3 separate regions of the Homo sapiens genome follow, and all the other regions are linked to region 2. Evidence: chromatin contacts called from ENCODE Hi-C data. All regions are on one chromosome and are shown on one strand. The core of a region is the stretch at or near the end of the contact, and the rest is flanking DNA. Distances in the headings are between cores, read along the strand shown. Region 1 has its middle 13 kb from the start of LINC02644. Region 2 overlaps EPC1 (enhancer of polycomb 1). Region 3 has its middle 21 kb from the start of LINC02644.

Region 1 (3,282 bases), core at 634-3,133, 1.6 Mb before region 2:
TCCTTCCTTCCTCGCAGACTGTCACCCTGCCAGCTCTCATTCACCACAGGGCTATGTGATGCTGGCCCTCAAAGCTTCCTTGGCAGAGGGTGCATCTGCAATCCCCTTCCTGTAAAATATTTGAAGTGCAAAGGGCCCTGCAAGCAGAACCCCGCCCTCTTCTCCATTCTCCCTTCAGTGGGTATGAGAGGAAGACGGGCTCTTCTGTTTAGAAAACGCTGTCTGGGACCCAGGAGCTGGAATGGAAATGCTGAGTCCACTTGGAGCCTGGTGTGACAGTGACAGATGTCTCACATGGCAGACACGGAGCTTGGGAGCAAACAGGTGCAGGCACTCGAAGGTGGTCTTCTACATGGGATTAGCAGCACAGGCAAACGAGTAACTTTCAATCATGTGATTCTGCATGGGGCAAATCTTGAACATTCTTAGAAAGCTGCAAGCCAAGAAATCTGCCTAGGCTGGGCATGGTGGCTCATGTCTGTAATCCCAACACTTTGGGAGGACTGAGGTGGGAGAATCGCTCGAACCCAGGAGTTCAAGACCAGCCTGGGCGACATAGCAAGATCCATCTCTATGACAAATTACTTAAAAATTAGCCAAGTGTAGTGGTGCACACCGGTAGTCCCAGCTACTCAGGAGGCTGAGGTGGGAGGGAGGATCGCTTGAGCCCAGGAGGTCAAGGCTGCAGGGAGCTGAGATTGCACCGCTGTACTCTTTCCTGAGTGACAGAGTGAGATCCTGCATATAAATAAATAATAAATAAAGCCGGGTGCGGTGGCTCACCCTGTAATCCCAGCACTTTTGGAGGCCAAGGCAAACAGATCATGAGGTCCGGAGTTCGAGACCAGCCTGGCCGACATAGTGAAACCCTGTCTCTACTAAAAATACAAAAATTAACCAGGCATGGTGGTGCGTGCTTGTAGTCTCAGCTACTTGGGAGGCTGAGGCAGGAGAATTGCTTGAACCCAGGAGGCGGAGGTTGCAGTGAGCTGAGATCACGCCACTGCCCTCTAGCCTAGGCAACAGAGTGAGACTCCATCTCAAATAAATAAATAAATAAATAATAAATTTTAAAATATATACATAAATTTAAAAGACTGCCCAGCCTCAGCCTAGGACCAGCCAGGAGTGCACTGGAAGGGCTATAGGAGCCATCTGCCCGTCCCAGCGACATTCCATGAGACAGGCTGAGCAGGGGTGTGTGGAGTCAGTGGCCTCAGCCAGCTCCACCAGCCACCGTCTGCTGACTATACGGCTTTGGGGAAAGCATCTGATCATCTTAAGCGCTAGTTTCCTCCTTGATAAAATGAGAATCACCGTGGCACCTACTGTGTGGGGCGGCTATGCGGATTAAATGAGATGATATGTGGAGGGCACTTACCCCGGCGTCTGGCACATGGCAAGAGTGCAGTCCATTGCTAACCATGTTTTTTTATTTGTTTTGTCTTGTCTTTTTGTTTTTGTTTGTTTTTGTTTTGAGACGGAGTCTCTCTCTTGTTGCCCAGGCTGGAGCGCAAGGGTACAATCTCAGCTCACCGCAACCTCCGCCTCCCGGGTTCAAGTGATTCTCCTGCCTCAGCCTTCCAAGTAGCTAGGATTACAGGCATGTGCCCCCACGCCCGGCTAATTTTGTAATTTTAGTAGAGATGGGGTTTCTCCATGTTGGTCAGGCTGGTCTCAAACTCCCGGCCTTAGGTGATCCGCCCACCTTGGCTTCCCAAAGTGCTGGGATTACAGGCATGAGCCACCACGCCTGGCAACCGTGTTTGTTATAAAGCTCTTCTTAGAGCCCTGCACTCCTGTGGGCAGTGAGGGGGATACAAAAGGTTAAACCACATCCCTACCTTCAGTGAGCTAGGACTATCCCCAGGAAACAGTTAAACAGTTAAGCAGTGGGTGATTCAATGCAAAAGCAACCGGAGGCAGCACAACTATTTATAATAGCAACGAGCTGGAAGCAACCCCAGTGCCCAGCAATCCTGTAATGACTAAGAAAACCCCAAGACGTTTGCACGGCAGACCACTGCAGAGCCAGTTGAAAACAGGCATGGAGCTGATGTCCATACATGGAAATGTGCCTCAGAAATAAAGGTTTCTAGAAGGAGATCACATAACAACACGTGCACACGATTTCCCAAGATGTGGAAATACATGTAAAGCCTCCCAGAGAGGTCAAAAAAGAACCTGGAGGGATGGAAGGACTTTAAAGTTGGATGCTCATCTGGTGATTGATTTATTTTTCTCCCTGAAAGGTTACCTAAGCACCTAGTATTTTAAAAAGATAATGGTGCAACTAGAAAGTGTTAGGGTTCAGAGAAGAGAGGGAGGTATGGGGTATCCGAGTGCTGAAGAAGGCTTTGCAAAGGTGCCGGTGTCTAAGCAAATATTGAACCACTTGTGGATTTTTTTTTTTTTTTTTTGAGAGGGAATCTTGCTCTGTCACCCAGGCTGGAGTGCAGTGGTGCAATCTGGGCTCACTGCAACCTCTGCCTCCCGGGTTCAAGCAATTCTCCTGCCTCAGCTTCCCAAGTAGCTAAGAGGACAGGCACGCGCCACCACACCCAACTAATTTTTGTATTTTTAGTAGAGACGGGGTTGGCCAGGCTGATCTTGAACTCCTGACCTCAAGTGATCCACCTGCCTTGACCTCCCAAAGTACTGGGATTACAGGCACGAGCCACTGTGCCTGGCCCATTTGTGGATTTGAATAAAAGGGACAGAGTTGTCCCAGTGGGACAGTTTGTGTTCCTCCCCTTCACCAGTCTTTTTTGCTGAAGAAATGAGTTAGGTGCTATTAAAGGCAGCATGAGAAGCAGATGCAGGAAAGAACTGGGCAGCCCATCCTTCTCCTTAGGGCCGAAGGGAGTTGAGGTTAAGTGTTTGTATGTTGGACAGTCGGGCTTGTCTACACCAGCTGGCGGACTTCCTACCAGGCTCTCACCTGGAGGCCTTTCCAGCTATCCTGATTGGCCGTGTCTTTGGGAGAACAGAGGCCCATGTGGTGCTCTCCCGGCTGGAAATTTTGCATCCTTGAAGACCTGTAAGTCTCCACACAGGGTCCCATAGACACCAGGAGGTGAACTAGTGAATCAGAGGAAGTCCCCTGCATCTTGTCTGACCGGTGAAGGCTGCCGACTGTGCCTCAGATCGCCCACACCATGAACGAAATCTCATGGGGATTTCTAGGCTATTGTCTCCCTGGTTTAGTTTATGGGGTAAGTCAACCACTGCTGTGTGGGTCTGGCCGGCCTCCAGCGATCATCAGGTCTTGCGTCTGGTTTC
Region 2 (3,137 bases), core at 237-2,736:
CAGGTCTACAATCACGCCTAAAGCATGTAAGTATCCAATAAATACTTATTTAATAAATAAATGAGCCAATGAATTATACCAGTTATTTAAGGTCCACAAACTATTACCATTTGGAATAGATTTCATAAAGAAACAAAGATAACATTTCATAAAAGCAAAGAAAAAATTAAACCTGTAATCCCAGCACTTTGGGATGCTGAGGCAGGTGGATCACTTGAGGTCAGGAGTTCGAGATCAGCCTGACCAACATAGGGAAACCCTGTCTCTACTAAAAATAAAAAAATTAGCCGGGTGTGGTGGCACATGGCTGTAATCCCAACTACTTGGGAGGCTGAGGAAGGAGACTTGCTTGAGCCTGGGAGGTGGAGGTTGTAGTGAGCCAAGATCGTGCCACTGCACTCCAGCCTGGGTGACAGAGCAAGACTCTGTCTCAAAAAAAGAAAAGAAAAAATTAAAATGAACACATTTTACTTTTGTATCTGAAATACTTGTGGTAATAGTTTAAGGACAGATAGTATCTGGCAAGGAAAAGAGCAATTTAATATCTATTATATTTCACAAGAAATAAATGATACAAGGTTATTACTCTCTACCTATCCTCTTGCTTAAAGCTCAGTAATCAATTTCTAGAATACAAAAAGGAAGACCTTTACAGATAAAATAGTCCAGTTCTGTTATTTCTCTTCAGTGTGAAACATTTGCCAATTTACTACTTTCCTTATAAAATCAACAGGATGTAAAGTCAAGTGACTGAGTAGCACAATAACAGGTGGCCCAGACATGAAGTTTCATTCTGATTCTGTCCTCTCATGTCCTTATTTGTACCCCTAGCATCCGTTTAGGCTTAGGTCGTTTATGCTGTACATATTAAGAGCCTACATGCCCAGTGTGATGTGTGACAATGTAAGCGGGAAGGGAATAAAATTAGAGTCTCTTTCTACGCTTAGAAAAGCCGCAATCTAATTGAATCATTTCCCCAAAATTAAATTTTAAAAGGCTCTCCCAAACTGTTATTTTTTGTTGTAATCTTTATGCTGATGATTTCTATGCCTCCAAAACAGCCCCGAGAGCAGTAAAATACAGATACAAATGTGTCTGTTTTTTTCTAAAATGCCCTACAGCAGCAGCAATGAACTAATTTAAATCTGTCTAAAAGTGCTTATATAATCAATAACACAAACTAAATCTGTCCCACTGCTTAGTCCTTAGCCCTTGTATATACGCACCCTTGCAATTTCATCCAGTATCATGGCTTCAACTACCATTTGGATGCTGGTGATTATTCTAAATCTTAACTTCTAGCTCAGAATTCTGAACTCTAGACATGTATATAAAGACCTTACTATATGTTCCACAGACATCTCTCACATAACATCGACACCCCTGCTCCATGACTCTCCAAATCTGTTCCTCCTCCTGACCTACGTCAGCAAGTTTCACTGTCATCTATCCAGTCACCCAAGTCAGAAGCCTCAATGTTTCCAGCTCCCTTTTGCTTCTTATTTCCCCATTTCCAAATCAGGCACAGATTTCTCATTGGTTTTATGACTAGAAATTACTCAATACTCTCCATCCCACGGCCACAGTTCGTGCAGCAAGTGGCCTTCTAACCTCTAGTATTACATTACTCTCCACTGGTCTTTCTAAGAGTTTGACCAAGTCAACTCTCACACTTCATCTTTGGGTCTTTATTTGCCTCCCTGGTGAAATTCAAACTTGCCTTGGGAAACAGGTCCTCATGACCTAGCTCTAGCTAATTCCTCCAGTTCAACACCTGACCACTTTCTCCCCTGAATTTCCTAATCCACCTAGAATAAGCATCTAATAGAACTTTCTAGTAACATCTATATGTACTGTTCCCTGCCTCTAACTCCATCTATAACTCTTCTCCCTTCTTTATAATTCTACTAGGATGTCTACCCCGCTTTTGGAAAGTCTTCCACAATGATTATGTAATACTATGGTAACATAAAAAACAGGCAGAAGTGACTTAAAAATGCCTATCTCCATAAAGATTCAACTGAAGTCTTTACAAAGTTGAAAACTGAGCAAGTCAGAATCTGGAAAAAAATTCTTGATAGAGATTCCATGACCCCTGAACAACCTGCCTCACACATACTGGAAGTGGCAGAAGATAAGAAAGTAACAAGAAGGATGTAGATTCCCCACAGATTGCTTATTTGTTGTAAGGGAAATATAGTAACTATACTGTGGAGAAACTGGACCATACTTTCACCAGATGGTGAAAATTACCATTACCAGTGAGGTGCAGATGCATCTGTGTGCCTCCAGATGTGATGTCATGGGGACACGATATCCCTTATGTGACATTTCAGCTGGAAATGCAAAACTTCAATATGAGAAAACATCAGACAAACCTAAAATGGGGTCACTCTATTAAAAAAAGTCAAAACTGTATTCTTCAAAAATGTCTACGTCATAAAAGATGAAAACATCTATGAAAAGATGTATATTTTTTTCTTTGAGACAGAGTCTTGCTCTGTCACCTGGGCTGGAAGTGCAGTGGCGCAATCTCGGCTCACTGCAACCCCCACCTCCTGGGTTCAAGCGACTCTCCTGCCTCAGCTCCCGAGTAGTTGGGGTTTACAGGCGCATACCACCAAACCTGGCTAATTTTTTTGTATTTTTAGTAGAGACAGAGTTTCACCATTTTGGCCAGGCTGGTCTCGAACTCCTGACCTCAGGTTATCTGCCCACCTTGGCCTCCCAAAGTGCTGGGATTACAGGTGTGAGCCACCGTGCCCAGCCGACATCCATGAAACTATTTAGGGGTAAAGTGCCACGATGTAGGCAACTTAAATGGTTTGGGAAAAACATATGTGTGTACATATGAGAAAGAGAATAAAGCAAATAGGGCAAAGTGTTAACACGTCTGGGTAAAGGGTAGAGAATGCTCTATGTACTTACTACTCCCCTTCTTGCAACTTTTCTGTAAGTAAAATTACTTCCAAATAATGGTTGTTTTTTTTTTTTAAATAAAGCTAAGAGCAAAAGGACTTTTTTTTTAAAAAGTACAATCTGTACAAGAGATTCAAGTACTGCTTCCAGAACTGTTACCAAGTACCTGCATAATCCTTACAAGTCAGTGAAAGTCTCTTTCTTAAATTCCCTTTCTT
Region 3 (3,024 bases), core at 93-2,592, 1.6 Mb before region 2:
GTGACATTAATCCCCTGGATCCTGGAGAATGCAATCCGCTTATCCGCAGGTACTACTGCCCCCACCTTGGGACGGCTCCCTGAGCGAGCTGATTCCCTTCGATCCCTCTGTTCTCACCACAGTCCTCTACTCTCGCTCTTTATAGGGTTCAGTTTTCATAAACGATTATATGCAGTGGACTGTGAATATTCACAAAAGGAACAGTTCTTTAACTTTTATCTAACTATTATAGAAATATGGATGCTGTCGTCTTCCAGAAGAGGTTTGTTATAGTTGATTTCTTGAAGTGAGCAAGAAATGCTGCAAGTTCCTCCCTGCGGCATTCCAAGTGCTGCTGTGGCAGATGAACAGCAATTGTTTAAACAAATTACATGCGGATCTGAAAGGCTTCCCCGGGTCTGGAATTCAGCCATTGATCTGAAAGTGCAAAAGCAACATGCCTCCCTCTAATTTCATACCTTCCCAGCATCGCCCTCGAATTCCAGGATTTATTTGGCAGCAGATGATGTTTATGTCTTTATACCTTTTGGGAAGGGAAGAGGGAGAGGAGATGGTATTAAAACAATGATTGCAATTGTAATATTCCCTGCAGGTACTAGACTCTTTAAAGTTATTTTTGAAATTGAATAGAATATGTGCAAACTCTAAAATTGTGATTATGAGAAAAAAATTCTTACATGCAAAGGATTGTTGTTGTCTTTTTAACTATCAGACCAAAAAAAGTAGTGCTTTTTAACTATGGGTGCTGTTACAATAGATGAGAAACCAATGAACCAACAAACAGCATAGAATATTGGGCATCACACAACTACATTTTAATGTTTTCCATTGAACTGGTATATGAATTTCAACTTTCCTGCCTAGTTTCCTGCTTTAAAATCCAATTATTGATTTTCTTATTAATTATTATAGAAATCATTAAAATTATGTCAGTGTGGTAAGAAGTTTTAATGTCCTTGTTAAGCAAATGCACTAATGTTTAACCTCAGTATGGTAACAACTGTTGTTTTAAGGACTGGAACTACAACAGCTCAAAAGATTTTATTTGGTATAGCAGAGAAAAAAAAACAAGCTAAAGCATAAAAATCTATGTGATAGCCAACTGTATTTAATAGTGGCATAATCACAGATCTGAAAGTAGATGACTGAGCTCCTAACCCACTGGTTTTCAACATCTCTGAGACAGAATCACCTGAGGGGCCTTTAAAAAAAAGGCATTTGCTCAGCCCAGCCCCAGAGATGTGTTTTCGTTTCATGTGAGTTACAGTTTATGTGTCAATATGTCTTAAAAGCTCCCAGGGATTTTAAGGTGCAGCCAAGATTACGCACCCAGCCCTTCTTAGCAAATGAGGCTGAAACCACTGAGCCCAGTTCCGGCTGTAGGTCAGGGCAGTGCGTGGAGAAACACATCTGGCTTCTGGCCCAGGTTCATCCCCCTCACCCTGCAATCTGCTGCATCGCTTGCTCACAACGCTTCAAAACATAAGTGACAGATTCTAAAGCAGAAACCAAAAGCCCTTTCAATTATCATCTTAGCAAGCCTGCAGAGTAGGACTGACATAAGAGACAGTCATTCAGATATTTTCTGATAAAGACCACACAGCCTTTCAAGACCACCGTGCATTTTCCATAGGTGCTTATGTTTGGTTCCTAAAGTCCCATAAGAGCATGAGGTAGAAGTGTCTGTGCTCTATGATTTATCCGGCAGCTTTCTTTGAATCAGGCAGCCTTTTTGATGTGCCTCAGCTGTGACATCAGCAGCTGTGGTCTTGACCAAGCAGGAAGTGACTGAGGCAGTAGCACAGCAGGGCACAAGCAGCAGCGGGGGTTGCTCTAAGAGGTGGCTGCATCCCAGGCCAGATTCACAACCGAAGATGGGTCTGGAGGGATGAAAGATCGTGCATATTATTCCAGGGCTACTCCCTCCGCAGCACGCATATCTTCTCTACCTTTTGTTTTATTTCTTTTTCTTTCTTTTTTTAAATTTTTAATTAATTAACTTATTTTTTTGAGACAGAGTCTCATTCTTGTCGCCCAGGCTGGAATGCAATGGTGCTATCTTGGCTCACTGCAACCTCTACCTCCTGGGTTTAAGTGATTCTCCTGCCTTAGCCACCCGAGTAGCTGGGATTACAGGTGCCCGCCACCACATCTGGCTAATTTTTGTATTTTTAGTAGAGACGGGGTTTCACTATGTTGGCCAGGCTGGTCTTGAACTCCTGACCTCAGGTGATTCACCTGCCTCGGCCTCCCAAACTGCTGGGATTACAGGCATAAGCTACCACACCCAGCCCTCAGCTCTACCTTTTTCTAAATTACCTGTGTTCTTGGGGACAGCACAAATTCTGAAATCCCAAGCCCGCACAAGACCTCCTATCTTTCTGTGCTCTCCCCATCTGCCGTCTTGGTCAGTGGCCTAGAAATAAGTGCACAAAAAGGCACTTCAAGATCTATGAAAGTGTGTTCATTTTAGTGATGGGAGAATCTCTGTACTCTGGAGAGCTTTGTTGTAACATGAAATAAAATAATAGAGAATTGAGGAGGGAGCTACCTCTTCCCTACGTCTATTAATTAATTGGAGGAAACTTGGTGAGCATTTGCAGGTGACTGGGTGGCACAGAGTAGATGACAAGTGAGGTTTGCCCACAGCTCCTGCTATTGCCGAAATCTCCACCCAGCGTGCCACTCCCAGGGCATCCCAAAGACAAGAATTTGCTAGAATGTGGCCAGGTACAGTGGCCCACACCTGTAGTCCCAGCATTTTGGGAGGCTGAGGTGGGAGGATTGCTTGAAGCCAGAAGTGCAAGACAGCCTGGGCAACATAACGAGACCTGGTCTCTATTAAAAAATTAGCTAGGCATGGTGGCACACATCTGCAGTTCCAGCTATTTGCAAGGCTGAGGCAGGAGGATCACTGCAGCCCAGGAGTTCGAGGCTGCAGGGAGCTATGATTGTGCAACTGCACTTCAGCCTGGGCAACGGAGCAAGACCTTATCTCAAAAAAAACAAAAAACAAAAACAAAA

The links. Hi-C counts contacts between places; a loop is a spot of excess contacts on that map. Pooled maps may share reads with other maps.
Region 1: a loop to region 2 is called in a pooled map, with 5 times the contacts of the local background. The contact joins two enhancer-like sites. A Hi-C loop is called at or near these places in 2 of 37 single-sample maps with no recorded cell type and 2 of 50 pooled maps.
Region 3: a loop to region 2 is called in a pooled map, with 9 times the contacts of the local background. The contact joins two enhancer-like sites. A Hi-C loop is called at or near these places in 2 of 37 single-sample maps with no recorded cell type and 3 of 50 pooled maps.

The regions. Positions count from the first base shown.
Region 1 is chr10:30,735,053-30,738,334 of GRCh38, forward strand. No RefSeq gene overlaps it. Among named protein-coding and RNA genes, the nearest start is that of LINC02644, 13 kb to the left of the region's middle. RefSeq lists enhancers at 2,073-2,122, 3,277-3,282. Within about 2 kb of position 1,884, at least 3 of the 41 ENCODE cell types and tissues checked have a DNase peak (open chromatin) inside an H3K27ac peak, as active enhancers do.
Region 2 is chr10:32,317,210-32,320,346 of GRCh38, forward strand. The region is part of intron 1 of EPC1 (enhancer of polycomb 1); the gene reads right to left. Among named protein-coding and RNA genes, the nearest start is that of EPC1, 28 kb to the right of the region's middle. RefSeq lists an enhancer at 610-669. Within about 2 kb of position 1,487, at least 9 of the 41 ENCODE cell types and tissues checked have a DNase peak (open chromatin) inside an H3K27ac peak, as active enhancers do.
Region 3 is chr10:30,700,214-30,703,237 of GRCh38, forward strand. It overlaps the pseudogene SVIL2P. Among named protein-coding and RNA genes, the nearest start is that of LINC02644, 21 kb to the right of the region's middle. RefSeq lists enhancers at 1,707-1,846, 1,867-1,916. Within about 2 kb of position 1,343, at least 12 of the 41 ENCODE cell types and tissues checked have a DNase peak (open chromatin) inside an H3K27ac peak, as active enhancers do.